Regions from separate parts of the Mus musculus genome. Here regions 1 and 3 are each linked to region 2. Evidence: chromatin loops called from intact Hi-C (ENCODE). Cell type or tissue: left cerebral cortex. All regions are shown on one strand. Links, peaks and the distances in the headings refer to the core of each region. The heading gives the core; the rest is flanking DNA.

The links. A loop is a pair of places that touch in the nucleus more often than their neighbours do. Peaks named below come from ENCODE experiments on the same cell type or tissue, not always from the same donor. Only the 100,000 strongest peaks of a DNase experiment are listed, where the experiment ranks them.
Region 1: it touches region 2 in a loop (10-fold over the local background); 18 of 42 quality-filtered maps call a loop at or near these places.
Region 3: a loop joins it to region 2, with 2.9 times the contacts of the local background. A loop is called at or near these places in 18 of 42 quality-filtered maps.

Annotation. Positions count from the first base shown.
Region 1 is chr3:66,000,884-66,007,947 of GRCm38, reverse strand. No RefSeq gene overlaps it. Among named protein-coding and RNA genes, the nearest start is that of Ccnl1, 46 kb to the right of the region's middle. In left cerebral cortex, for the core only: a CTCF peak has its summit at 3,546 (motif pointing left); a DNase peak (open chromatin) is centred at 3,483.
Region 2 is chr3:66,217,087-66,225,402 of GRCm38, reverse strand. All of the region lies in intron 4 of Veph1 (ventricular zone expressed PH domain-containing 1), which reads left to right. Ptx3 (pentraxin related gene) reads right to left here and starts at 5,516. Exons shown (of 3, transcript NM_008987.3): 1 at 5,212-5,516; 2 at 4,352-4,753; 3 at 1-811. The coding sequence starts at 5,341. The coding sequence ends at 198. In left cerebral cortex, for the core only: CTCF peaks have their summits at 4,476 and 4,675; DNase peaks (open chromatin) are centred at 3,965, 4,544, 4,709 and 5,330; H3K4me3 peaks cover 1,505 bases.
Region 3 is chr3:66,009,190-66,016,253 of GRCm38, reverse strand. No RefSeq gene overlaps it. Among named protein-coding and RNA genes, the nearest start is that of Ccnl1, 54 kb to the right of the region's middle. In left cerebral cortex, for the core only: no CTCF peak of the experiment used is centred there; no DNase peak of the experiment used is centred there.

The sequences.
Region 1 (7,064 bases), core at 2,506-5,005, 220 kb after region 2:
CAGGGACAAACTCCTCACCCGTGGAACCAGCAGGGATGTTGTCAATTTCAACACAAGAAACTAGACTCAAAACAAACTTCATGATAATGGGAATCTGGCAACTTGTAGCCTGGATGACTAGAGTATGACTCATGTGACCACTTGAAGCCAGCTTGGGAACACTGAAGCACAGAATGAACATGGGAAAGCAAGTCCAAAAGGGTGGAATGGAGATGGATTCCCTGAGAGGACTCCTGAGGAGATATGGCAGGTGTCTCCTGGCCTGACCTGGAGTAGACTTTCTGAGGTGCCTCCTAACTCCACTAGTTCTTCCAAAGACAAGGCTGGAAGCAAGCTGCTTTGCCCCAGTGTGTCCTCAGTTCTCTCCTCCCCCACTTCCTTCTGCACACACACCCTGTTCTAACTACTCCTTCCTTCCTTCTTCAGCACCTTAAATGTCTCTTTTTATCTCCCCTTCCTTTCTCCCATTCAAACACCAGTTTTCAGCCTCTTTCTCTTCCCACCCAGGCACTATGATGAGATGGAGATACAAAAACACTCATGATAAGATTTTATGAAACATTGTAACTAGTACACCAAGAGGATGGCAGAGGATGGCAGCTGTGCTGGCTGGGTTTATGTCAACTTAACACAAGTCAAAGTCATCCGTGAAGGGGGAACCTCAGTTTAGAACAGATCTATAAGATCAAGTTATAGGCAGTTCTATGGGGTCTTCTCTTAATTAGTGATGGCTGGAGAAGGCTCAGCCTGTAGTATCCAGCTTGGGCTGGTGATCTATAAGAAAGCAGGCTGAACATGCCATGGGGATGTAGCCAGTAAGCAACATTTCTTCCATAACCTCTGCATCAGTTCCTGTCTTCTGGTCCTGCCCTATTTGAGTTCCTGTCCTTACTTCCTTCAGGGATAAGCAGTGATGGAGAATTGTAAGCCAAATAAACCCTTTCCTCCCCAAGTTGTTTTTGGCCATGGTGTTTTATTGTAGCAATGATTACCTCAACTAAAATAGTAACAATGTATCTTTCTATAAATGATACAAATTCCCATGCAGCCTCCTATTCCCACCTTTGAAGATAGTAGGATCCAATGAGATGAGAGAAGGATTAACTTGCCAGTTAGGAGACAATCAGTGCCAAGGCATGGTAGCACACACGTGTAATCCCAGCACTCAGGAGGCTGAGGCAGGAAGATCGTAAATTCCAGGCTAGTCTTTATTTAAATATCCTCTTCCAAACACATACACAGACAAATCACAATTTAAACTCCTCTAAGGCTCTTCTCTTTTCCTTCACAGATAAGGGCTGTCATATGTGGAAGGGGTTATATATCTCTGATGATGTGACTAAGGGAGACAATTACTCCAGTGCTATTAGAGATGTCCCCAATGCAGTTGGTGGATCTTGCCAGTGGCATTTAGCAAGTTCCTTTTTGGAAAAGTTGGGGGCTTCAAGGGTAATTGATCTATCTTAGCCCAGGCTGACTCTGGTCGTCCTTGACATCTGCCTCCTCTTCGGCTGCCAAAAGTACCTGGCAAGTGGCAAATGGGCTGGGGGATGGGAGGAGAGCTTATGCCACCTGTACCTAACAGAACCATAGGAAGACTCTGGTTTCATCCTTGACATGTGCAAGAAGTTCCAGGAAGCTGGAGAGATGGCACGGTGGTTAAGAGTACTTGTTCTTCTTGCAAAGTCCAGGTTCAGTTCCCAGCACCCATGCAGAAATGTACAACCATATGTAATACCAATTCCAGGCCTCTGTGGACACCAGGAATCCACACAGTGCACTTACATACAAACAGTTAAGACAACTAGCTATATACATAAATGTAGTATTTATAAATAAATCATTTTAAAAATAATAACTGTGACCTCGAGGCTTCTCGAGGCTCTGTTTTGACCCCCTCTCTCTGCTTATGTGCTGCCTTTAACCAGTTCTAACTCAACCTGGTGGGTTGCATTTCAGGTAATACTTTGGGTTGATACTTTGAAAGACTTTAATTTTTTTTCTAAACTGTGTAGTAGAACACTAGACACAAGCCTCCGTGCTCTGTAGGCAGCAAGGTTCCACATCTCTCTTCTCCTCTGCTCTCCGTCTTCTGATCTCTGAGAAGATGAAGTGGAATGGAAGGTGGAGAGGGAATGATTTTGTTCTTACTAACTTGTAGGTCTTAAATAATGACATGCCTAAAGTGAAAGAATAGAAAATTTGTGACTAGGAGCACCAAAAGCTTCACTATGCCTCTGAGCAGGAGACAAGCAGGACCTCAGGACTGTCACAGCGGGCGCCATGGAAGTTACAGGCGACTCCCCTCCAGTAGGGAAGACTCCTCCTCAACGCTTCTTCCGGATTCCTTTTACAGAACATGTTACTGTTCTTATCACTGACCTTGTGTCAAATGCAAGGTGACAGAAAATGTCCCTCCTGCCATCTTGCAAGTAGTGTGTGCATGTGTGCACATGTTCCTATGTGTGGGGATGTCCATGTGCAGGAATACATGTATGCACATGCATGTAGCCACTCAAGGTTGATGTCTAACTGTCTTCCTCAACCACCCTCCACTTTTTATATTGAGAAAATATAATCAGAGCTGAATCAGAGCTCACCATTTTGGCTAGTCTGATTAGCCAGCTTGCTCCAGGACTTCTTGTCTTGGCCTCCTGCGTGCTGGGGTTATAGGTAAAAACACTCCTGGCTTTTCCCGTGGCTTTTGGGGAACCAAACTCCAGTTCTCGTGCTTAAGCAACAATAGCCTTAACCACTGAGCCATTCCACAACCCCTTCATATAACTTAATCTTTGCTAGCATGTTGCAATTCCCTTCTGATTGTTGAAAGCAGATAGTGCCAGGTGTGGTGGCATAGGTCTGTAATCCCAGCACTTGGAAGGTAGAGGCAGAAGGATTCCCACAAACTTCAATACAGCTTGGTCTACATCGTGTCAGGTCAGCCAGGATTACATAATAAGATCCTGCCTCAAAGACTGGCATCTCCTTGATGGATGAAATGAGTTGGCCAGCAATCACTGAGCAGCAACACTACACGACCTTCTAGATTAGTACAAAAGAGCTGTGACTCCGTAAGAAGAAGAAATGGGAAGTTACATTCGTCGATCTATAAATTAATATTCTTTCTTCTTACTGAATCAAATACTTCCCCAAATGTTGCTCTTTTACTGAGCAAATGTGTCTTCTCTACACATTTAGCAATAACTGAATCACTTTCCCTCAACTTGACTTCCTCTTCTATTCCATCCTTTATCATTCTGATCAGTATCTTTGCCACAACGACAGTTCTGGGTCAATGAATTCAGCTACCACAAATGTGATTCATATCGTTAGCTAAATTTAATGTGAGCAAGATTTGGATTTTATAATTTTCTCAATATGCAAAGCTCTAGACGTGTCCAAAAATCTTTGCCCTGGGAGATTTTTGGTAATATGTATTTAGTAGACTATTTAAAAAACAGAAAAGAAAAAAAAAGGTTTTAAGAGAGAAACCTTGTATGGACCTCTGCAGAAGCATCAATTGAATAGTAAAATGCTGCCTCCTTCTGGATAAGTTGAATTATACATGAGAAACCTGTAAAACTGATGCAGATATAGGGGGAGAGATGAGACACTTTTAAAAGAATTTTTAATGTAAAAAAAAAAATAGAACCTGAAGAGTTAATGTGGAAAAATTATCTAGAGTCTGCCTTTGAAAATATACAGCACCTAAACCAGATATCTCATGCATGAGGCTTTGTTACCAAGAAATAGGGGGGTTAGTCTCACTGATAAAGGAATTTAAGGATAGTACAAAATAGCTTGAAGACAACTTTATTGTTACCAGGAAAGGCAAGCTATACATCTTGGAGGCTGCCTGTTGGAGGAAGATGGAGCAAAGAAAGAGAAAGTGCCATGTGGCTTGAGTGAAGCCATCATGTAGGCCTGCTATATGGTAGATAAACAGCCACATAGTGGGAAGGGAGGGAGTTCCAGAGGTTGGAAAGATGGCTCAGTGGTTAATAGTACTGCCTGCTCTTCCCGAGGACCAAGGTTCAATTCCCAGCACCCACATGGTGGCTCCCAACCCATTACTCCAGTTCCAGAGGATCCAACACATTCTTCAAGCCTCCCTTGGCAATAGGCAAGGTGGTGTAGGATGCAAGATGGTCTACGCATACATGCAGGCAACACCCATACATACAAAATTAAAACATTTTTAATTGAACTTCAGACTATAAGGAAACCAGGCTCCTAAAGAGGAAAGGAAGAAGAAAGAAAAAGTTGCGTTTTTCTGCGAAGCTTACTCTTCTGAGTAAGACAGACTCACAAAGCCATGTGACAGCAGCTCTGTAAGCTAATGCACAAGGGTGACAACTCTAAGAAGACTTAGAAGGTTCATATATCTTTCTATCTCCTTAGCATGGCTTAAGCTGAACGCATCTTTCTATGGCATTGGTCCCTTGGCCAGGTGATGGGTGGTGCTATCTGAATTAAGCCTTAAGGGAGGTGTCTTAGTCAGGGTTTCTATTCCTGCACAAACATCATGACCAAGAACCAAGTTGGGGAGGAAAGGGTTTATTCAGCTTACACTTCCACATTGCTGTTCATTACCAAAGGAAGTCAGGACTGGAACTCAAGCAGGTCAGAAAGCAGGAGCTGATGCAGATGCCATGGAGGGATGTTCTTTACTGGCTTGCCTCCCCTGGCTTGCTCAGCTTGCTCTCTTATAGAACCCAAGACTACCAGCCCAGGGATGGCACCACCCACAAGGGGCCTTTCCCCCTTGATCACTAATTGAGAAAATGCCTTACAGTTGGAGCTCATGGAGGCATTTCCTCAACTGAAGCTCCTTTCTGTGATAACGCCAGCTGTGTCAAGTTGACACAAAATTAGCCAATACAATTGACCCCTTGTCAACTTGACACACAAACACATCACTAGTAAGCCTCAACCCTTACATTCTTATTCATCCCCAAGGTCTAAATAACTTTAAACGTCCCACAGTCTTTACATATTCTTAAAATTTCAATCTCTTTAAAATATAAATCTCTTTTAAAATCCAAAGTCTTTTTACAATTAAAAGTTTCTTAACTGTGGGCTCCACTAAACTACTTTCTTCCTTCAAGAGGGAAAATATCAGAGCACAGTCACAATCAAAAGCAAAAATCCATTTCCAACCATCCAATGTCTGGGATCCAACTCACGATCTTCTGGGCTCCTCCAAGGGCTTGGGTCACTTCTCCAGCCATGCCCTTTGTAGCACACACATCGTCCTCTAGGCTCCAGATGCCTGTACTCCACTGCTGCTGCTGCTCTTGGTGGTCATCTCATGGTACTGGCATCTCCAAAACACTGCATGACCCCTCCAGTCCCGGGCCGTTAATTGCAACTGAGGCTGCACCTTCACCAATGGCCTTCCATGGCCTCTCACAGTGCCCAGCCTCAGCTGCTCTGCATGACCCCTTCATGCCTTCAAAACCAGTACCACCTGGGTGACCCTTACACATTACCAAGTCCTGCTGCACCAGGAGTACAACCTTGGCCATCTCTGGAACACAGCCTCTTTGTGCTTTCAGAAAACACTTCCCAGAAGATGTCTCTTCAATGATGCTGGTCTCTTCTTAATCACCGCTAATTTCTTAGCTCCAGCTAACCAGCATCAATAGTCCCAGTAATGAAAGTTTTTGCTTTAGTAGTTCTGGTATCTTGTTAATCACAGCTGATTCTTCAGCCCCAGCTAACCAGAACTACAGAATCTTCACAATCAAAACAGCAATGGCCCTGAAAAGAGTCTTTAATTTTCCCTCTGAAATTTCACAAGCCAGGCCTCCATCTTCTGCAGTATTCTCAACATTATCTTCCAAGCTCCTACACAACATCTGACAGAGCTCTTAACAACAAATGGATCTTCAAGCCCAAAGTTCCAAAGTCCTTCCACAGTCCTCCCCAAAACATGGTCAGGTTGTCACAGGAATACCCCACTCCTGGTACCAATTTGTCTTAGTCAGGGTTTCTATTCCTGCACAAACATCATGACCAAGAACCAAGTTGGGGAGGAAAGGGTTTATTCAGCTTACACTTCCACATTGCTGTTCATTACCAAAGGAAGTCAGGACTGGAACTCAAGCAGGTCAGAAAGCAGGAGCTGATGCAGATGCCATGGAGGGATGTTCTTTACTGGCTTGCCTCCCCTGGCTTGCTCAGCATGCTCTCTTATAGAACCCAAGACTACCAGCCCAGGGATGGCACCACCCACAAGGGGCCTTTCCCCCTTGATCACTAATTGAGAAAATGCCTTACAGTTGGAGCTCATGGAGGCATTTCCTCAACTGAAGCTCCTTTCTCTGTGATAACGCCAGCTGTGTCAAGTTGACACAAAATTAGCCAGTACAGGAGGAGATAGTGGAATGTCTCCAGCCAGAGGTAGATCCCGTTCTTTTGGCAAGGAGGTAACAGCCTCCCTCAATGGACCTTCAGCGCTGCTGTAACATCCCAGTTATGAAAAACACTACAATTATTTAGGAGGTGAGCTGACACTAGAAAATGGATTTTTTTTTCTTTTTTCATGAAAATCTAGAGATTCAGGAGGAATTGATGTCTGAACTAGAGTTTTAGGTCCCACCCTCACATTGAGAAGGTAAGAAACCAGAGCTCCTCTTTAGTATTCCTGGACATAAAGAAGGTTCAATGGCCTGGGAAGGAATCCAGAGGTCCGCCAGTCATGTGGCCCACCCAAAGCAGAGGCCACTAGAGTGTGCAAGTCTGTGGTGGAGAAATGGGAGAGATAGGGAAACAGAATGTTTTGAGCACTGTGAAGAGAGGAGAAACTGGAGATTTGAGAGTGGAGAAGAACAGCCTGATGGGAGAAGCCTGCCCTGCTACCTGAGGCTGTGGTGAAGTCTCAGCTCTTGTCGCTGCTGGCTGCTGAGGACCGTGTGTGGGTCCAAGGCCACACAGCAGCAGGGGTCTGTTTCCATGACAGCAGCTCATGTGGATGTCCCTGATCTGGGCTGCCACCTGAGACCATGTTAATGTCCAAGTGCTATCAAAGCTAGTTCCACCCTCACTGGCTGAAGCGGTCT
Region 2 (8,316 bases), core at 3,302-5,801:
AAGGCTTAGTAACAACATCCCGGAGCCCTCTCTCAAGCCTTCCCTTCAACTGTGTATTCAGTATTTTGCCAAGATAAACAAAGACAATCTCAAGTCTCTCCTTCATTCGTCTATTACGCACCGAAGTTTTCAGACTTTTCCAACTGGCATATTTAAAATGTGAGTCTCCTTTGGCTTCAAGTAGATTTTCACAACACTTAAGAAACATACTGGGCTCCTCCGTGCGCCTGAATCTCTGTGACTCCCCACCCGACGACATTTCCCCGGATGTGACAGGATTCGACTCCTCCACTGGCCCGTATCTCCTCCTCGCTGAGAACCCGATCCCAGATATTGAAGCCTGTGATTCTTCCAGAAAATGCTAATGATTCGTCAAAGCCCCCACCTACACAGCAACCATTCTTTTCTTGGCCAATCTGTAGGAGTCCACCCTCAGGAACAGAGTGACTTTTGGCCATCTCTACAGTGGTAGCCACCAGCTCCCCGTTTGCCCACAGGGACATGCTCCCCTGCTCTGAACTCCAGGTGCCACACAGGTGGGACCACCTCCCCAGGGACACCACAGTGTCTGCAGCCAGCTTGTTCTCCTTTCCACCCACCACCAACACTAGGGACTGGGAACTGAGGTACAGCTGAATCTCATAGGGGTTCCACTTTGTGCCATAAGAAAACAGGATGGTTTTGTTTAATACATCTGTGGCTTTGACCCAAATGCAAGTACTAAAAGATTCAAGCTTCATTGGTCTCACAGGATGCACGCTTCCAAAAATCTTCTTCGAACGCATTGGGAAGAAAATTGCTGTTTCACAACCTGGAGTAGCAAGAGAATACAAGGGGGGTGGATTTCAGTTCCAGAGTTATTTTGATATTCAGTTATATTAACTATATTTGATAACTATATACACTGCTGTGTTATGACTCATGGGGCCTCCAGTCTGATCTCTACAGAGCAAAGAAAGTAAAAGTAAGGAAGAAAAGCTTGGCTTATTCAGTAAAGCAACTAAGTAAAGACATTTGCAAACAGAAAGAAAGTGCCAACTCAACCCACAAATAACCAAAACTATGTTGAATAATCATTTCCCATTCAATCTGCTTTTCTTTCTATGTCTTTTATTGAACTGTTGAATCACAATTTCAGAAGATTCTATTGTTTCTAAGTACTTTTTAAGAAACTATTCTATTCCCTTCTTAGCTTTGCCATGATCTTAAAACAGTAAATCTATAAAAATCAATGGACCTAGCTCAGTCTAGGTAGCCATTATCAGCACGTCTTTTAAAATAATGTTTTAGAAGAGCCATGTCACTAGGGAATACAGTTTCATATACCATATGATCTTGGATATTGGTACCTTTTCAGAGTTTATAGGAAACTACAGTGTCTTACCATTATTATTGGCTGTGTGAAACAAGTCCTCATGTAGCTTGGACTGACCATTGTACATATAGCTAAGGATAACTTCTAGCTTCTGACTCTCCTGTCTCCACCTTCAAGGGACTGAAATTACTGCTGTGCACACCAGGACCACTTGCAAACTGAGCTTTGACAGGAAGCAAAGTGTAGTAATGATGACTGGTGTTTATCAGGTACTTCCTATGTCCCAGATAGTGTTCTAACCAATTTGTCCATCACCTTAATACATCTTCATACTTGCTTTTGAAGTCTTCTTAATCCCAATTTATGGGTGGGAAAACTGAGGCAAAATAACCTATGCTTCTGTAGTAGCTAAATTTTAAAGCTCGGGCTTTAGTTTGGTTGGTCTGCTGGCAGAGGCCAACACATTATATTGCCTCTTAATAGAAGACCTGAATTCTGAATAATTTACTGCTAGTGAGAATCATACAGGTTTTGATGAAGTTTATAATCTTATCAGCCTTTAGTGTTGTCTATACTTAAGGGGGGATATGACCCAGGACTGCAAGTCTGTAAGTTACAAGTATACTGCACTCAAATCTAGGCAGGCCAAGAATATGCTTTTAAACTTATAAATTTTATAGTCACACCACTATAGAAAATGCTTTTAAAAAGGGAATTTTTCTGAAGACTTTTATAAGAGATTGTGTTTCTGCTGAGAACATTCAGAAGACATGGGCCTTGAACATGGACACGAGACTCATCTACCCAACCTCTGCTGCTCTTGAGGCTGCATCCCCAGATAAGATGCCAAGGTGAAGACTTGGGAAGTGCTAAGGCCTTGAATATAGGGGTTCTGCTTCTCGGTGTATCTGAAAAAAACTAAGGTAGGCTAGATGTTCTCTTTATAATAACCCAAAGGAGATGCTATGAGGAAGCTTTGAAAAGTCACTCCCAGAACATTTAAGCACTAGCTGGTAATTCAGTAGAACATGTGGATATCAAATGTCCTATAAAGTTTAGTAAATTCCCATTAGTGGCTCCGAGCTAGGCTCAGTCCAAAAACTATCAAACAAACATAGACCATATCTTTTAGTGATAGTCAAAGAAAAATTGAAATATAGAAAAATTGTATAAGAGCAACCATGGTAGCAATGCCCCCAAATGATAACAGAACTCTTTAAAAAAATTCTAACCATTCATGAAAAAAATTTAAATGAGGCATTTTCAAGGTAGGATTCTTCCTCTAGCTACAACAATTCAATCAAATAATGATTTTGGAAACAAAAGACTCATTTCTGTGCATTTGGAATCTCCTGGCCTCTGTAAGTTCAAAATACAGTCCAAGGGGGCATTGACTACAACCTAATTAACTGCCTTCCTGTTTAAATAAGGCCAGGCAGTGCAGATTACATTCCAGGGCTGCCCATGACTGTCTCTGGGAGACCCAGCATCCCTGTCGGCCATGGTAGCTACCTGAGTTCATGCCGTAAAGTAGTATGTTAGCAGATTGTGTGGGGTTCTTGTGCAGAACAGTGAAGGAGGCCCTTGAGACGTCTTTGAAATGTCAGGAACTCTCTCATGAAGTGGCTTTCAACTAATAAGTCTTTGTAATTATATTATCAGAGACCAAGCAAAATGAAAACCAGGTTCTTAGGAGGCAGACCACAACATAATTAGGTGTCCTCTGGGGACCAAGTTGGCAGGAGAGAAAGAGAGGACCAGTCAAAGACTGTAGGTGCAAGTATGATTGGCTAGTAAGCACCAACAACAGTTTAGAATTCGGAAATGTATACATTTTCTAACAGATGAGGAGACAAAGTAATTCTTCCTTTAAGGGGCACATTATATGTGCATGACTCTACAGAGCTTGCAAAACAAACAAACAAAAAAATCCATGCATTTAAAATTGTCACAAAGTTATCACATAGAGGGTTTGCTTTAGGGTTGATTTATGCTTTTTGTCTGAAGAATTGTGCTTTGAACTTAAGGGCATGACCCCTATAGCTCAAGTAGATAGGAGGGACTGATTGTAGGATAGTTTCTATAAAGGAATGAACTGTGCTCTGGAGTGTCCTTCCTCCTACCCCATCCAATAAGCTTCATTTCATTGGAAATATGGCATAGGGTGGTATTGCTTGTCATTGTTTCTGAGACTCATGAGGAGTACCAGGGCTATTTGTCTGCATAGGGCACTAATTTTCTAGAATAATCTACAACAAAACATCACTGCTCCCGTCAGAAATTTGACTTAAGAACCCGAATTACTAGGCTCCAATGTTCTTCCTGTTTTGTTAGCTTTTAAGAGTATACCAAAGGGGCCCTCATCAGTTGGGAGTTTTATGGAGTTCATGTGGGGCTTTGACAAGTTGCACAGTCTGAATAGTCCCTTTCTTGTGTGGTCCTGGGGGACTGGATAAAGCCGTCATCTACTCCCTCTGACTCCTGCGCCTGACTTTATAAAGCATGCCCCCCTTGACCTTCACTGTGGAACTAAACTGGGATGAGGGAACCCTGAAGGGATTCTGCTGAGTCTGCAGGAGATCCAATTAGGCTCCAGTCAACTCAGAAGGAGCAGAGGGGGAGGAGTCGGCCAAGGGGCTGGGAAAGTCGCTGAAGTTAGCCAGGGCCCTGAAATAGTCGGAGGAAACAGGAGCTGGCCTAAAGAAAGTGACGGGATAAAATTAGAAGACTTGGAAATCCCTAACGGAGGGACTCGGGGCAGCGAGGAGGGTCACTGTTAAACACCTGCCAATGGACTCCTTCAATATCTGGTCGGATCCGGTATCAGGAACCTCTGACGTCAACTTCCAGACTGATGGTTTAAATCCTCGTTTTTTTCTTTTGGGTTCCTCGGGCTTGGAAATACTTTTAAAAGGCAATGAGCCTGCCTGGCGTGGTGTGAGCTCTGTGAGTGTGCCTATGAAAAGTACTGGGGCTCTGAGTGTGAGGGTCCCCACAAAAGCTTGCCTCTAGGGACAGAGCCGACCGTGGGCTTACCTGCGGGCAGCCAGTGGCGGGCGACCCAGCTCTGCACGGCGCTCAGGTCGGCGCGCGTCCGCCGCAGTTCCTCCAGCACAGCGCCTAGGCCAGGCACTGTCGCCTCGGGTCGCCGCGCCTCCGCGTCCTCCAGGCGCGCCAGCCTGAGGCTCGCGTCACGGCTCTCCTGCAGCAGCGGCTCCAGCGCCCGCACCAGCCTGGCGTCTGCGGGGCCACCGGCTGCGCACGGCCTCGCCATGCCGCCCGCCAGCCGCCCCAGCTCTGCCCGCAGCCGCTGCAGCTCTCCACGGAGGACGTCGTCGGTGGCCTGCAACAGCATGCCCTCCCGCATCTGCGAGTTCTCCAGCATGATGAACAGCTTGTCCCACTCCGAGTGCTCCTGGCGGCAGTCGCATGGCGTGGCTAGAACGCAGGACACACACAAGTGTTATCAGCTTGTCCTGGGTGGCCATGGGTTGCACTCTTGGTGACTCCAAGTTTCAGCCTGTCCCCAGCAACCGCTCTCCTTCTAAGGATAGCTCTGAAAACAGCGTGCGTGTAAACTCAAAGATGACACAGGACTATTCTTTATAGGACATGTTAAACTAACTGAGAAAATGCCATTAATATAGCTAAAAACAGTTAAAGATTTCGTATAACTTAACTCATCATAAATGTTACAAAAATAATTTAAAACCTCTGGCTTTTCTCAGATAGTCCTTGCTTTCTTGCTTTCCTTTTTTCCCCCAGTCCTTGCTTTCACAAATAAAGTATAATTTTAGCTTGCTTCATTGGCTATCTATGTTAATTATGTTAATCGCGCCCCCCAAAAAGTGAGTTATGTAGTTTTGATACGCTGAGAGAGTTAAAAATGAACTTACGGTCCTCGGTGGGATGAAGTCCATTGTCTATTTCGTTGTCCAAATTCACATACATGAGCTCGTAGTCATCCGAGGTCTCAGCCACTACTGCAGACCAGAGAGCACAAAGCAGGATCGCAGGGAGGTGCATTGCTGGAGAGGCGAAATTTGCTTCGCAGCCGCAGGGGAAGAAGCGAGACTCTACAGTGATCCGAGTTTGAGCCCGGGAGAGATAGTGTGAGGCAGGAGTGAAGCCCTTAATAAACGCTCCAAAGCATGAGCGGGATGAATGACTAATGTCGGTGGCACAGCGCGAGGGAGTTCCCCTGGATTTGGGGGAGGGGGTTGGGTGGGAGGGCAAGGGAGCTGAAGAGGTTGCACAATGTTAAACCACCGAGGTCCACACTGCAGGCAGATTAATTAGAGGCGAGTCAGGGGGAGAAGGGGAGGGAAGCTGGACTTTTCTGGTGCCCCTGAGGATTAGTTGCTGTAACCTGAAGTGCTAGCGCTTTGGGGGGTGAGGAGCACAGAGGTACAGGGCGAATTATCATTTTGGCATTTGGTGTGAGCTTTCATTACTCCACAACCCCTGAAGTTATGGAAAACTTTTTTTTTTCACTTTTCCTTTGGATACTTTCTCAAGACCAAGCTATAGAAAATGATTCCGTGACTCCAAAATAACCCATTAAGAATTTTTATGACTCTAGAAGTCAATCTTGACTAACTAGTCTTGACTCCTCTGGTGGAGCAACTAAAAAACACAGTATGGCTGGGTCAAAACCCAGTAAAACAGGAAAGTGAGGGCGGGAATATAGTGGCTTTAGGTGCTTGGGTATTCTTGACATATCCTATCAAGGTCCTGTTTTAAATTTACATTAGTGACTGTGTGTGTGTGTGTGTGTGTGTGTGTGTGTGTGTGTGTGTAAAACCTGCCCCCTCCCCCAGTGCAAAGTACCTAGATAGGTGTTGATAAGTCATAATAATAGTGATAAAAAATTAAAACATTTGAATAAACTCCAAATAAAGCAAGATCTAAAAAACTACACAGATCTAGAGGGAACCACTCCCAGAGGATACCCCTGAGCTGATACAAGTCTCCAATATACAAAGGAGATGGAGGGGGAGGGTTACCAGTCACATCCTGATCATGATGGCAGGGCTACTACCCTCAGGCCAGGCCTCTCAGAAGGCTGCCTCTTGGATTTCCATAGGTAAATTCCTCTGCTCCTGACAGAGACTCATGAGTGGCTTTCCTGGCCTGAGTGCCCTCACGCATCTGGAATGCACATGCATGTACCATCCACCACAATAAAAATGAATCCACAGTTAAACATAGCTAGACACGGAGGGAACAGGGCATCATAAGCATGAATCAACACAAAGTCAAAAGGCATCAGGCCCCTGCTCAAGAGCTTCACTTATTTGAGATCACGGCTAAAGACAGGGTATGTTTGAAACCGTTAAAGCCATCAGAAAGCGATGGCAATATGAGACAATACGATATTGTTTAAAGGGCAGTGTGGAGCCACAGCTTTGTAAGGTGCTTTTCTCCTAAGGCTGTGGGCTCGAGTTCAGTTTCTAGAGTCCACATTAAGAAACCTGATGTGGTGCTGTGAGGTCCTAATGCCAGTACAGAGAGCCTCTGGGATCCCTGGCTAAACAGCTAAGCCTATTGGGCAAGTTAAGGCCCACGAGAGACCCTGTCTGAAAAAGCAATGTGGAAGAACTGGATAAAAATGCTTACTGTTCTTTCAATGTCTGTGGATTGTAGCATAGTTACCTGTACTGTATGGCTAATGTCCAATTACAAATGAGCACATACCATGTGTGTCTTTCTGGGCCTGGGTTACCTCACTCAGGATGATCTTTTCTAGTTCCATCCATTTGCCTGCAAATTTCACGATGTCTTTGTTTTTAATAGCTGAGTAATATCGCATTGTGTAAATGTACCACACTTGATCCATTCTTCAGTTGATGGACACCTGAGTTGTTTCTAGTTTCTGACTATTACAAATAAGGCTGCTATAACATAGTAGAGCAGGTGTTTCTGTAGTTTGGTGGAGCATTTTTTGAGTATATGCCCATGAGTGGTATGGCTAGATCTGGACTTCAGAAGACAGAAGATAACAAGTCTGAGTGATTTCGGGCCCTTTTTCTGATGGTTTCTTCTGGAAGCTATAGAAAATAATGTCTTTCAGTCATAGAGTACATTAACAAAATGGTGCCCTGGGGTAGAGGGGCAAACAGGAAGAATAAAGGTAAGAGGCCAATTTGAATGAAAACCAGCATAATAGCGAATGGAATAAAATAGTTTGCAAAGAGTTCTGCATGTAATTAATTTATTCATGTAAAATTATAAGGCAAGAAAACGGCTCTAAGATGATAATGGATGCACACATGTAATTAAGGTAGAAAACCCTTCACAACAATGAGAAATACTAACTTCACAGGGATGATGACCTCTGAGGAGAAAAAAAGAACATTAGTCAGGAAACACTTATGGCACGAGGCAAAGTTTTGGTGCAGCTGGATGGCAGGCACATCGCTGTCGTTTTTATCGTTTCTTATGCTTGTATGTGGGCTGGAGACATTCGGTATCTAAGACAAAATGTGACTTAGAAGTGTACAGAATTTCTACATTCAGATTTCTTCATCAGTTTTGAACTGAAAAATAAAGTAAGTTCTTTGGCACTTATTTTTGGGTTTATTTCGTTGAAATTGAAGTCAGTCAAAAATGACTAATCTAGGGATTTCCCCTTCAGAACGCCCCCCCCCCCCAGGGCCTTTGTTGGAGATAGTAGTAAAAGCCATACTGCAGATTCCTGTCCCAGATTCTAGCTACAGCCCCGTTCAGTGTGACCCTTCCCATCAGCTGACCAGTGTGCAGAAACAGCTGAGTTCCATGACCTAATGTGTTCTACATCAATTATGTACTGAACCAAAATTCCCCCAATTTAAGGAGAAACACAATACAAAAGCAAGCAGAAACCTAACAAAATATATTGTTTGATATTAAATTGTTATAAAATAGTGATGGGAACAGCATCATTTTAAAAATTTACTCTAATTTTATACATCCAGGTGTTTTGTGTGCAAGTACATGCCCGGTACCTGTGGAGGCCAAAA
Region 3 (7,064 bases), core at 2,506-5,005, 210 kb after region 2:
AGACTGAGGCACACCAGCAGCGGCAGCTGCACACACAGAAACACCGTGACCTATGAAGCGCAAGCTTCCTGAGAGAAAAGGTTCACTCCTCTCTTAAGGTTCCAGGGTGACAATTTTCACCAGCCATGGCCTGGGACAGGGGGTGCTTTTTGAGAACCAGTGCTTGCAACAGAAGTACTCTCATCTCAGTAATGATGCTGGAACTACAGGCCTCCCAGTGAGCCCCATAAACCTTATGTATGAGGCCCAGGAGGAAGGACTATCCTTTCTTTGGCTGTAGTTCCATCATAAATCCTTATGTAAGCTTTTCACTTGGGATAAAAACTGAAAATCAACTCTGAGCTTTGTAGCTTGCCTTTCCTTTTACGTTCTAACAGGAGAGACCTAAAATGCAGGTCAACCAGACAGAGAATGTAAAACATAAGAAAGGAGAGAAAAAATAGAGGGAGTGAGGAAGAGCACTTAGAAATAAACAGGCAAAGACAGACAAAGATGGAGCAAAGGAATGTGGGGAGTAGGTGTGTGGAGAGCCGTGCCGCAAGCAATCGCGTGCGTGCCGTGAGCAATCAACATTATAAGATGGCACTGGCTTCCACTGCGCCTAACTAGTAAACAAGCCTTATGCGCAAGTGCAAGAGTGAACTCACGTGGGGTGATGGGCGAGCAACGAATCAGGAGCTGTCACACCACATCAGGTGCTGAAACGTCACGCTGCGGGCTATATAAGCAGCGCCATTTTCCCGGTTCGGGGTCTTCCCTCCTGATAAGTAAGCAATAAAAGCTTTGCCGCAGAAGATTCCGGTTGTCCTGAGTGTGTTCTTGCCGGCGGGGACAAAAGCTCGGGATATAGGTGGAAAAAAAAAGAAGACAATAAAGGCTGGACATAGGGACATGCACCTGGAATCCCAGCACTTGGGAGGCAGAGGCAGGAGGATTGCTGTGAGTTCAAGGCCAACACGGTCTACACTGATTTCTCAGGGACAGTCACTGCTGCAGAGGAGACCTCGTTATAAATAAGTAAAGCATAACAAAGAGACTGCACCATTGCCAGTGAGCTCTCTCTGCTTTGTGGCTGTCTCTAAAGATGTAAGCTCCCAGCCACTGCACTAGCACCATGCCTGCCTGCTGCCATGCTCTCCACTGTGATGGATGTGGACTCCATCAGCATCTGAAACAAACTCTTTTTTATAAGCTGCATTAGTCTTGGTGTCTTATCACAGTCACAGAAAGGGGACTAAGACATTCCCCTACACCCTCCCCCCTCATTTAAAGTTCTCGTATACTTGATTTTATTTATACTTATCTTTCCATATAATGGGAAGTCTACTAAGTATTAAATCCTTTCCTGGGAGAAGAAATACAATAAACAAGTAAATATGTATATACATCTGTACATAAATACATGTGTACATCTATACAAAATATGTCCTAAGTATGAAAATCTAAGAAATGTGCTTTGAATGTATCAGTTACTATGTCCTTAATGTGTCATAAGCAATTAGAGGTTAAGTTTATATCGGAAGTATATATTTCAGAGTCTGAATTCAGCCATGTCACCCTCTGGGACTCACTGCGCTGTTCCACATCTTAACCTGTCAGCAGGAGTCACCATCACTCTCAGGAGGAGGCAGGAGGCAGAAGTATTTCATCCCTCAAGACTGACTCTCTCTCTCTCTCTCTCTCTCTCTCTCTCTCTCTCTCTCTCTCTCATTGTAAACCTGATGGTTTGGTTTTAAAGTTAGAGATAGGAGTCAGAGAAAGCCAAAGAGAGAATAACTTTAACATAATTCTATCTGATCATATAAAGAGCTGTTAACTACTTGCAGTTTTTAGAAGTAAAATCAGATGCAAGTTAGGTTGACGGTAAAGCTGTATAGACAGCAGTGTTTGCCACATCGGTGCATCACTGGGTGCTGGCATGAACTCTGACGACTGGGAGACCAAATTTGCATTCTTAAGTAAAGCAAACAAGGTGGGTATCTGAAATGAAGTATGCACAGATGGACAGAAGAAAGAAGGACCACAAGGAAGTGTCAAAGTGTGCTGTAATGCGAAGTCTTCCTTTTGATTATAAGCAGCATTAAAAACAACCTTAGCTTGATAGTCACACACAAAGATGTTTTCTAAGAAAAGCATGCTTTTGGTTCCTAAGCTTTGGTGATTATTCCTGCATGAAGCTAACTAACACTGAGCCTGGACATTTACATTGCTAACCAGTCACCTCAGTGATAAGGATATCTGGGAAATTATTCTGTTCAAAGGGCATGTGAATTTTTGATCCAAAACAGCTCTTAGAGATTTGATGTAGAAAGGACTCTAAGGACAGCTGCTGATGCTGACACTAACGGCTTCTGCTTAGACCTCACAGGTGATGCTGGCTTTTGGTGGACTCTAATGCTGCAGTAGCATTAGAAACTGGAATCCTCAAATCCCCACTAAGAATTCAAAGAAACTGTTAAAATAGCTTATGTGTTAACAACCCAGACCACACACTGCTCAGGTCATGCCAACATGCAGGTGTGTCTCTCTCCTCCCTTACAGCTCATTGGTACACAGACCCAGACTAATAGACTCTAAGCCATCAGAGGCTGCCAGTGACACACATGTTAGATACACGTTGGCTAAATGAGACCCCCACATCCTCAAGGTCACACATCCCTTCCTTGGAATAGAAGACTCTCTTCCTTTTCCCTGATACCCAAGAATCAGAGGCAACCTGTATTTCAGACCTGTCCTCAAGCATGAGACAGAGACACTTACCTTTCCTCTGAGCCCATAAGATGAGTCCTCCACTCTACCATGTAGCTCTCTCCTCAGAGCCCTGACCATGCTTTCTGTCTGCCTATAACATTTAGAACTCTTCTGAATCTCTTACCCAAAACGACAGTCCATCTCAGTGTCTTCTGAGCCCCACACCCAAAATCTTTCACTAGAAATCTGTCTAAAGTTATTTTTCTTCTAAAATAAAATCTCACAACTTGTGCCACAGAGCACATAATAATAAAATGAGCTTCTAACGTTTCAGATGCTTCTACTAGCCTCAGCTAGCGCAAATATAAGAGGCCCTGTGGTGTTAATACTGTGAAACCCTGTCATTTTTGCTACACAGAAGCAGAACTATAATACAGTACTACATTTTAGATTGATTTGTTTTATTTGTGTGTATGAATCAATGAATTTATGTTTTGTTTATATGCATGTCTGTATGCCTCATCTGTGCCTGGTACCCAGAGAGGTAAGAAAAGGGTGTCAGATCCCCAGGAACTGCAGTTACAGGTGGTTGTGAGACACCATGTAGGTACTGGGAATCTAACCTAGGACCTCTATGAGAACAAGTGCTCTTAACTGCTGAGCCATCTCTTCAAGCCCCAAGCAATACTATTTTTTTTATGTAAAAACATTAAAACTAAAATAGTTTTTGGAAATGTAAAATATCATACTATCAGTGCCCTGTGACATGACTTGTTCTGTCATGGAACATTCTTGGAAGGTCAAAGTCTTTTTGAATTTGCTCTGCCCTGAACAGGCCCAGCTTCCCAGACCCATGTAATGTGGTCTACATCAGTGCTGAATAATCACATGGATAACTCCCTCAAATATGACATCACTTCTACTTTGTCTTCAGGGACAGAAAAGATACATTATATGTTGTAAGAGACAGGATGACTCAGGATGGGTGAACTGCATTTTTTCATATTTTTAACAATGATAATTCACCCTTGTCCTAGTTACTGTTCTATTGCTGTCAGGAGACACCATGACCGAGTCAACTTATATAAAGAAGCTTTTAATTGGTGGCTTGCTTATAGTTTTTGGAGAGTTAGCCCCTTATCATAATGGCTGAGAGCACAGAAGCGGCAGGTAGGCGGGTGCGGGAAAACTCTCATCTGTCCTGCAAGTTGTTAGCAGAAAAAGGGAGTTAGATGGGGCCTGGTAGGCTTTTGAAACCTCAAAGCTCACCCCATTCACCCACCTCCTCTAACAAAGCCATGCCTACATCAACAAGGTCACTTCTTTTTTTGTTGGGTGTTTTGTTTTGTTTTGTTTTGTTTTGTTTTGTTTTGTTTTGTGTTGGTTGGTTTGATTCAGTTTTTTGGGGGAAGGGTTGAGACAGGGTCTCTCTCTGTAGCCCTAGCAGCCCTGGAACTAGCTCTCAAACTGAGCCTCAAACTCATGAGATCCACCTGCCTCCATCTCCTGAGTGCTGGGATTAAAGGCATGTGCCGCAGCTGCTGCCGCCTTGTAGCAGCAAGGCTACACTTTTTAATGCCACCAACTGGGAAACAAGTACACAAACAGGAGCCTCTGGTGGCCAGTCTCATTCGAGCCACCGCAAGCTTTGTGATCATTTAGTGATGTGTGGGGCTGAGCGTGGGCAAATGTACATGCTGTGTGTGACCCGAGCGTGGGTCTGCTGGACTAGCCTTCTCAGGCTAGTGGAGCTGCACCGGAGACCAGGTATGGCCCTAGTATCCCTTTGCACCCTTTTGGTTTCATTTTCACTAGCAAGATTCCTCTCAAGTCCTCTCAACAAGAATTTCACTATGATTAGTGAGTTCACTGACTGGAAGTAAGTGGGCTCACTTGGGAACGAGGCATCTCACGCATTCTCTTCTTTCTGAGCAAGAGGATTAATGGAAAGAAAAGAATTGATAAGATTTTTTTTTAATTTTTAAAAGAATACACTAACATTTTAAAAGATTTATTCACTTTTATGTATATGTGTTCTCTTCCTGTGTCTATATGCACCACATGTGTGCAGTGCCCGTAGAGGCCCAAAGAGGGCATTGAATCCCTGAAACTGGAGTTTACAAGTAGTGGTGAGCCACCATGCTGGTGTTGGGAACCTAATTCAGGACATCCGGCAGAGCAACGAGTGTTCTTAACTACTGAGGCATCTCTCGAGCCTCCAAAGTGGATATATGGAGCAGATTTTTACTAATGGATAGTTGTAGCGGCTGTGTCCTCATGCTAATTATGTTACCCCAAAAACCTGTTTGCAGTGTCCCGGCAGTAGGCTAAAGGAAGCCTGCCCTCAATTGGCTCTGATTGGGAAATAAAGTTGCCAGCAGCCAATGGCTGGGCAGGGAAACAGAGGCGGGACTTTTAGGATTTCTGGGCAAGAAAGACAGGAAAAGAGAGAAAAGGGTCCACCTTGAGAGGGGTGTAGGAGAGACCACACCATGAAAGAGCAGGAGGGTGAGAGGACCAAAAATGTAGGTGCAAGGGGAAAGCGGCCCCAATGGGAGGGCTGCCCAGAGGAACCAGGGCAGCAAAGGTAAAATACAGATTTAGAAAGAATTAACTCAGGAATATCGGAGGGTAGTGTGTTAGGAGGTTCAGGAGTGGCCCAATCATTGAGCTAGTTAAGGCATATTAAAATATAAAGGGTGTGTGTGTGTGTGTGTGTGTGTGTGTGTGTGTGTGGCTTTCCATCTGGGATCCAGGACATCAGGGCAGGTATAGAGGAGGCGTGCGCAAGAGGAGCCGCATGCACCCACCAGGAGCATAGAGCGAATTGTAATATTTAACGCTACAGAGAGGTACACCTGCAAGTGAGTACTAAATAAATAATGAGCCACCAAAATAATACACAGAAGAAAACCATAAAACAAGCGTGTTGTTGTCAGACTCGGTGGTACACATCTGTAATGCCAGCCCTGGGGAAGCTGAGGTAGGGTTGACACTTTGAGGCCAGCCTGTTTACATAGTGAGACGGTCTCAAAAGAAGGAAAGAAGCCTTCATCACTCTCCAATTTTGAGGCTATTTCTTCATGAAGAGAACAAAGACAAGCCACTAAAGATTTAACACAGATCAATTTGCCTCTAAGTGAATATTGCATACAGTTTTTAACTTTTAACTAATTACTTCAAATTTCCAATTTCTTTGTGCATAAAATACATTCTTAAATCCCAGTTTGCTTTTCTGTTCTTTTTGTCCAAGTCAAAATCATGTACTTGAAGAAGCAGATCTGCCGATGACAGCTTGCATATGGAAGATACTTGAAAGTGGGGACGGGAAGGGGTCAGTTGCAAAGGGTGCTCTGGCTAGTGGGTCAACCCAAGGCCAGCCCGATCAACTTAAGAAGAGACAAAAGTGTAAGCAGATCCAGGTACACATCTTAGGAAGAGTCTCAACCAGCAGATCCTGGGGAGTTCGTCCCCAGTACCACAAATTCAGTAGCCACAGCAATAACGGTGTACTTTGATATTTCAAATTACCCTTGACCTTGCTCAGAAACAATGTAACCATAGCCTCTGTATTTATAATTGTATGCCTGAGATCATGAATTCGAAGTATACGAAGACATAATATTTTTGAATTTCAAAGGACTTCTCTTCAGGAACATTGACTATGAAAAACATTCTGTTTTGTTCTGTTTTTAAATAAATGAGGCCTCAGAAGTTAAGATACTTGCTTCTCTTGCAAAGGAGCAGAGTTTTGTTCCTAGCACCTACACCTAGTGGCTTAGAACTACTTATATATAACTCCAGCTCCAGGGATCAAATACCTTCTTCTCGCCTCTTTAGATACTTGTATGTGCACATACACATGCTGACATACACATAAATAAAAAATAAATCCTGAGTGGGGTGAAAAAAAGAAAACAAAAGAAAGATAGCCTCAAAATAATTTACCCAGAGACTAGAAAGATGCAGTTACCAGCACTGGCTATTCCTCCACAGGACCTGGGTTCAAGTCCCAGCACCCACATGGTGATTTACAACCATCTGTACCTCTACTTCCAGAGGATCTGATCCCTTTTCTGACATCTGTAGGCAACAGACACGCACATGAAGAATATACATACATGCAGGCAAAACACTCATACACAGAAAATGAAAATAAATAAACTTTAAAAGGCGCTTTTGGAGTTGCGGAGCTGGCAAGACAGGTCAGTGTGTAAAGGCACTTGCAGTCCAGCCTGATGACCCAAAGCCAATCCCTAGGATCTACACAGTGGAAGATGAGAACCAACGCCCAAAGTTGTCATTTGACTTCCATGCATGCACTGTGACATGCATATACTCGTGTGCATGTACATGCACATACACAGACACAG